2 separate regions of the Homo sapiens genome follow, and region 1 is linked to region 2. A link is a contact called in ENCODE Hi-C or POLR2A ChIA-PET data. All regions are on one chromosome and are shown on one strand. Each heading gives the region's core, a stretch centred on a gene start or an enhancer-like site at or near the end of the contact. The rest is flanking DNA. Distances are from core to core; before and after follow the strand shown.

What was found. Hi-C counts contacts between places; a loop is a spot of excess contacts on that map. ChIA-PET counts read pairs that join two places held with the same protein, here RNA polymerase II (POLR2A). Pooled maps may share reads with other maps.
Region 1: a map of endothelial cell of umbilical vein shows a loop between it and region 2 (15-fold over the local background). The contact joins the promoter of MAP1LC3C here to the promoter of EXO1 in region 2. A Hi-C loop is called at or near these places in 9 of 168 maps with a recorded cell type or tissue (CD8-positive, alpha-beta T cell, GM12878, MCF 10A and 5 more), 18 of 37 single-sample maps with no recorded cell type and 29 of 50 pooled maps. POLR2A ChIA-PET finds 5 or more read pairs at or near these places in 6 of 52 experiments (HEK293, HEK293T, K562 and 3 more).

The regions. Positions count from the first base shown.
Region 1 is chr1:241,997,410-242,000,493 of GRCh38, reverse strand. It overlaps MAP1LC3C (microtubule associated protein 1 light chain 3 gamma), which reads left to right and starts at 1,396. Exons shown (of 4, transcript NM_001004343.3): 1 at 1,396-1,543; 2 at 1,663-1,718; 3 at 1,874-1,980. The coding sequence starts at 1,486. RefSeq lists an enhancer at 886-1,411.
Region 2 is chr1:241,846,860-241,849,570 of GRCh38, reverse strand. It overlaps EXO1 (exonuclease 1), which reads right to left and starts at 1,367. Exons shown (of 16, transcript NM_130398.4): 1 at 1,218-1,367; 2 at 544-840; 3 at 355-459. RefSeq lists an enhancer at 1,332-1,671.

The sequences.
Region 1 (3,084 bases), core at 147-2,646, 150 kb before region 2:
GCTCTTTGGGAGGCCAAGGCAGGAGGATCACAAGGTCAGGAGTTTCAGACCAGCCTAGCCAACATGGCGAAACCCCCTCTCTACTAAAAACACACAAATTAGCCAGGCATGGTGTCATGTGCCTGTAATCCCAGCTACTCGGGAGAAATCGCTTGAACTCAGGAGGCAGAGATTGCAGTGAGCTGAGATCGTGCCACTACATTCCAGCCTGGGCAACAGAGCAAGACTCTGTTTCAAACAAGCAAAAAAACAACAAACACAACTTGGGGCTTGCAATCGGCATTGAAAGTGGGGGACAGTCTTGTGGGACAGAGCCCTCAGCCCGATCTGATGCTGTCTCCAGGTAGACAGTGTCAGAGTTGGATTGGAGGACACCTAGCTGGTGTCCACTGTAGAAGTGATTGCTCGGTGTATGGGGAACCCCCACCCACCCACACACACACACACACATCTAGTGTCAAAAGTGATCTGTGTTGTGAGAATATAGGAGAAATGGAGTTTGGTTTCCCCTATGTATGACCAGAGACCCAGTTTCTTAACTCTAAAAGCAAGATCTTGGGGACAATTGTCCTTCCTTCCTTCTTTTATCCCAGAGAAAACTAAGTGACAGAATATACTGGAGTGTAGTACTTGGACTTCCTTGTAACAACTCTGGGTTTTTTTTGTTTTGTTTTGTTTTGTTTTGAGATGAAGTTTCGCTCTTGTTGCCGAGGCTGGAGTGCAATGGTGTGACCTGAGCTCACTACAACCTCCGCATCCTGGGTTCAAGCGATTCTCTTGCCTCAGCCTCCTGAGTAGGTGGGATTACAGGTGCCAGCCACCACGTCCGGCTAATTTTTGTATTTTTAGTAGAGATGGGGTTTCAGCATGTTGGCCAGGTGATCCACCCGCCTCGGCCTCCCACGTGCTGGGATTACAGGCGTGGGCCACTGCACCCAGTGTACAGCTCTAGGTTTTAATCCATACCGCTTCTCTTACTTGCTGTGTGCCCTCGAGCAAATCACTTCACCTTTCTTAGTATAGGTTTCCTTCTGTGATAAAGGGCATGGACCATTGTGAGAACTACACAGCACACTTCAGGCTGAGGTGGATCCAGCTTGGACCCCCCCTTGCTACTGAAGGGCAAAAACATCCCAGCACAAGGCAGTTTTACCTCTCCACAGTCCGCTGCCCAGCCAATGATTTTATTACAAACCCTAATTTCTTTTGCAAAGAAACATCTTGAACTGGTCATGAACAAAGTGGCTTTCTCTGACCAGCAAGCAGGTGGCGATTCCATTTCCATCAGAACTGACCTCCTGCTGCCCAGGGAGGGGGAGTGGGGAGAGGGGAGGGAGAGGAGAGGCCTGATGTCACTCAGCCCTACATAAGGGCCTCCTTCAGGCTCCTGCAGGCAGTTTGGAAGCAGCTGGAGGAATGAGTTAGGTTCCCGGTTGCGGGACAGTTTTTTTTTCTTTTTTAAAACAGACACAGCTACTGAGTGCAATGCCGCCTCCACAGAAAATCCCAAGCGTCAGACCCTTCAAGCAGAGGAAAAGCTTGGGTAAATTTCTTGGGGTAGCTTTCTGGGTTATCTAAAGAGAGGAGCGGATCTGGCCTTCTCTTGATCTTTGCTTCTTTTCTTGATCTTTGCTTCTTCTCTTGTGCTTGAAATATTCACAGCAATCAGACAAGAGGAAGTTGCTGGAATCCGGGCAAAGTTCCCCAACAAAATCCCGGTAAGACACCACTGGACTTCCGCTGGGGGGCGTGGGGGTGGGGTTCCGATCCTGTTCTCTGAAAAACCAAGAGCAGCCAACAGCTTCCCTCTGTCTGTTCCAAGTTCCTAACACTCACGCTGAGTCACATTCTTAAGGACTGACACTCTTGACAGGTGGTAGTGGAGCGCTACCCCAGGGAGACGTTCCTGCCCCCGCTGGACAAAACCAAGTTCCTGGTCCCGCAGGAGCTGACCATGACCCAGTTCCTCAGCATCATCCGGTAGGTGGCGCAGAGCGTGCCCCGGAGGAAGGTGCGCTGGGTGCGCCGGGGCTGTTGGGCTTTCTTCGTTTGGCAGTTTTATTTTGGGGATGGGGGCACGTCAGGGGAAGAGAGGAAAGAGATTTTTTTGAAGTCACCTTTTAGATTCACTAGTACCCTGAAAAGATGCTCTTAGAATTACTCTATTTTAAACCCCGGGCGGAGTGGCTCATGCCTGTAATCCCAGCACTCTGGGAGGCTGAGGCAGGTGGATCGCAGAGGTCAGGAGTTTGAGACCAGCCTGGCCAACGTGGTGAAACCCTGTCTCTACTAAAAATACAAAAATTAGCTAGGCGTGGTGGCGGGTGCCTGTAATCCTAGCTACTTGGGAGGCTGAGGCAGGAGAATCGCTTGAACCTGGGAGGCGGAGGTTACAGTGAGCCGAGACTGTTCCACTGCACTCCTGGGCAACAAGAGTGAAACTCTGTCTCAAAAAAAAAAAAAAAAAAAAAAGAATTACTCTATTTTAAACAGGTAAGGAGAATCCCTCAGACAACGACAACAACAAAAAAGACCTGCCAACATTTCTAAGAATTTCCTAAAGTAGTTAGTCTTGGCTCTCAAGCTAGGCCGGGAGATCCTTTCTTTCAGATCTTGTGTGAAACCGAGTCTGCGCGTCCGTTGCAGAGACCAGCACCTTTTCCAAGTGTATGTGTGCCTAGGGGTGGGGACTTCTCCCCAAAGGAAACGTTCCCTGCTCAGAACACTGAGAGAGAAAAGCATCCCCCAAACACACTCCTCCCTTGGTTAAGCCAGAGGTACAGCAAAGAACAGGCAGCTATTCTTAAAGCATAAAGGACATCACTTGACACATGGATTCAGTAAAAAATGATTTGGGAGTAAAGTAAATATACCCGATGAGTAAGTTTTCAACAGGGTTGAAAAGTGCTTGGAAGCTGCATCGCTGTTGCAGCCTGTTTTTTTGAGAACACACGATGAATGAGTGTCTTTTTATTTTGCTTTATTTAGCTCTGTCGCCTAGGCTGGAGTGCAGTGGTGTGAACCTAGTTCACTGCAGCCTTGGCCTTCTGGGCTCAGGCGATCCTCCCATCTCAGCCTCCTGAG
Region 2 (2,711 bases), core at 118-2,617:
AACATTCTGGTAATAAACAGTGGTGGCGCCCAGGGGCAACTCCATCAGCCTCTCTGAAAGCTACCCTAAAGAACTGTGAAACTGCGTCTGCTATGCAAATACAGCTTCAAGACAAATGCTTTAACTTTCCACCCCCTTCCATTCCGGTTGCAGCCCCCTAAGCCCTTTCTATACAGAGATTCTGGAACTGTCACAACCCTTTCTGATGAAACGACCTCCCCCCACTCTACAATAAAAAGTCAGTAATGGGCACTGAGCAGTTGCTTAGCATTTCATAATACAAATCTCTCCTATCAAACGTTAAGTTTGGAAGGAAAGGAAGAAAGAAAGTACAGGATCAGGAGGCAGCTTTACCCTGTTGACACCTTATCAGAGCTCTAAAGGCTCTGGTCCAGCAGTTCTCAAATTTCAGAGGTTCTTAGACTCTCAACTCCACTCAGTGACTGGGATTCACTAGTTCTGCTGTGAATGAATTTTAAACAAAGCAGTTAATCTGGATGCAGGTGGTCCTCAAGCCACAGTTTCAGAAAAACAGTCTCTTACCTCTCAGATGATATCTAAAAAGAGTTTTCTCTCACTCCGAGGAAAACGGATATAATAGTTCATGAAATTTACATAAGTTTCTTCTGGGCCAGGCAAATATCCTCGAATAATTATTTCTTCTTTAGCGTAGTAAGAATGGCTGAGTGCGATAGTAAGAATGACTGTGTACATATCTCAGAGGTCGCATGTGGCACTCGAGGTAACAATAACAGCACCATCTTCACTTTATCCCTCTGTCTCGCGGAGATGTGCAGGCGTGGCCCCCAAGCCCATTCCAGACGACACGTTTCCTTAGGCCTGCAAAATATTATGGGAAAATGTACTTGTCAACATTTAAAGGTGGAGAGATTGCATGTAAAACCTGGACTGCCAGCTTCTGCGGAAAAATGAGGTAAGTCTGGCAACCCTGGCGCCTGCTCCAGCCCGGAATCGTCTGCTCTCTTATCTCCCTCCGTTCACTGAACTGCAGACCTCTGGTTGCCAGACGTCCCCTCGGAACAAAACACATACTCCACTCAGGCTAAGGGCTCCGCTGTTGGGTTGGGAAGATCACGCCAGACCCTCTCCTTCCCTTCCTGGAAGACCCGAATCCCGAGAGGAGGGTCGGAGGTGACGCGCAGGTCGACCCCCAAGGGAACCCACCCATTAGCCTCCGCACAGCCCGCTCCTCTCACCTTCCGAGAAGGGACTCTCCTCCTCCCCTTGAGCGGAGCCGATTGCGGTTGGAGAAACCCGCTCCGACGCCCCTAACTCACTGTGGCCAGAGCACCCACGGCCGGCAACGCAGAACACGGGTAACTTGCCTACACAGCGCGCGAAAGGCTGACCTTTCAATTTGCGCGGGTTCCTTGCGGCCCCGCCCAGAGGATGTGACGTCAACGCGTATCCCGCAACCCGGTTCCGCCTCCTGCGGCTTCCAACTCATAGGGTTGCGTCCTGAGCTCTCCGTCTCGCTGGGTAGACAGCGGCTCACTGCCATACGACTGCAGCCGCTGCTGCCGGCCCGAACTCCGTGCGGCTTCTTGAGGGCGCGAGTGGCACTGGCGCTGATGGCCGATGGTGAGCACCGCCTCGGAAGTTGGGAGTGTTTACACCCGCCGGGGCTGCTGGGCGTTGTAGTTCCCTCCTGGCTGCAGCCCCAGTTCTGGAGGCTGATGTTGAAAGAGCGCCGTCGCGCGTTGATGTTGAGGCTTTTCAAACCTGAAAAAGTTGCTCAGTCCCCCTCGGCGTCATCAGTCCCATCCTAATTCCTTCATTCTCTTTAAAACGCCCGGTTGCCTCTACAAATCGAAATTGAATTCAGTTCACGCTGGGTTCTTTTCCCCATTGCAGTAGTAGTAGTGATTAAAATCTGCCCCTACCATTTTACCTAGAACCCAGCTTCGTTTATTTTTGACATAAGTCGGGGAAAAATTAGCTATATAACAAGACCTTGAAAATGGGCCTTAGAGACAAAGACTTTAGAGGCATTTTGGACTTTCATGGTCACTTGTGGCTAGGTTTCCAATCCTCATAACACCCCAGACCTCGTCGCTGTCCTCTTAGGGATATTGTAATTTAAAAAATTGGAAGAAACCTTAGGCCAGACCACAAAGTAATGTTCTGGGCTCAAAGATCAATAGGAATGATAATGCAGACTCAATTCAAGGAATTGAAGGGGAAGAAGTGAGCACATTGTTAAACATGCTCCCCATTTGATTACGTTCTTTACATCTTTTCCTCTTTTAAAGTCTTTTTATGATCACTCTAACATCTATCATGCCAATTTTAAAGGCATCTATGATGCCTTAAATTTGTTACTAAAATTGTTGAAAAGGTGCCACATTTGGGGAATGTGTTTGGAAAAGCTGTGTTGCTTTCTCCCTGGTTCTGGTCTTTAGAGCTGGGACTAGGAGAGATGAGAAAAGTTATCTTCCCTCCCTCTTCCAAAGGCTATGGTAGACCTAACCCTAAACTAGCTTGGAGTGGACTCTTGGAGAAAGTGGGGGACAATTTCAAACTGCAGTAGATTAAAGAGGAACTTCGATGTGGGCAGCATGTGTTTGTAGAGAAGCCTTCTTACACTCATTGGACTATCCAGCTGTAGTAACTGCTTCAGTACCTAGAATCCAACCATGAATATATCACACATGGGGGTCTTAGGAAGGAACCCCAAAATCAAAAAGGTG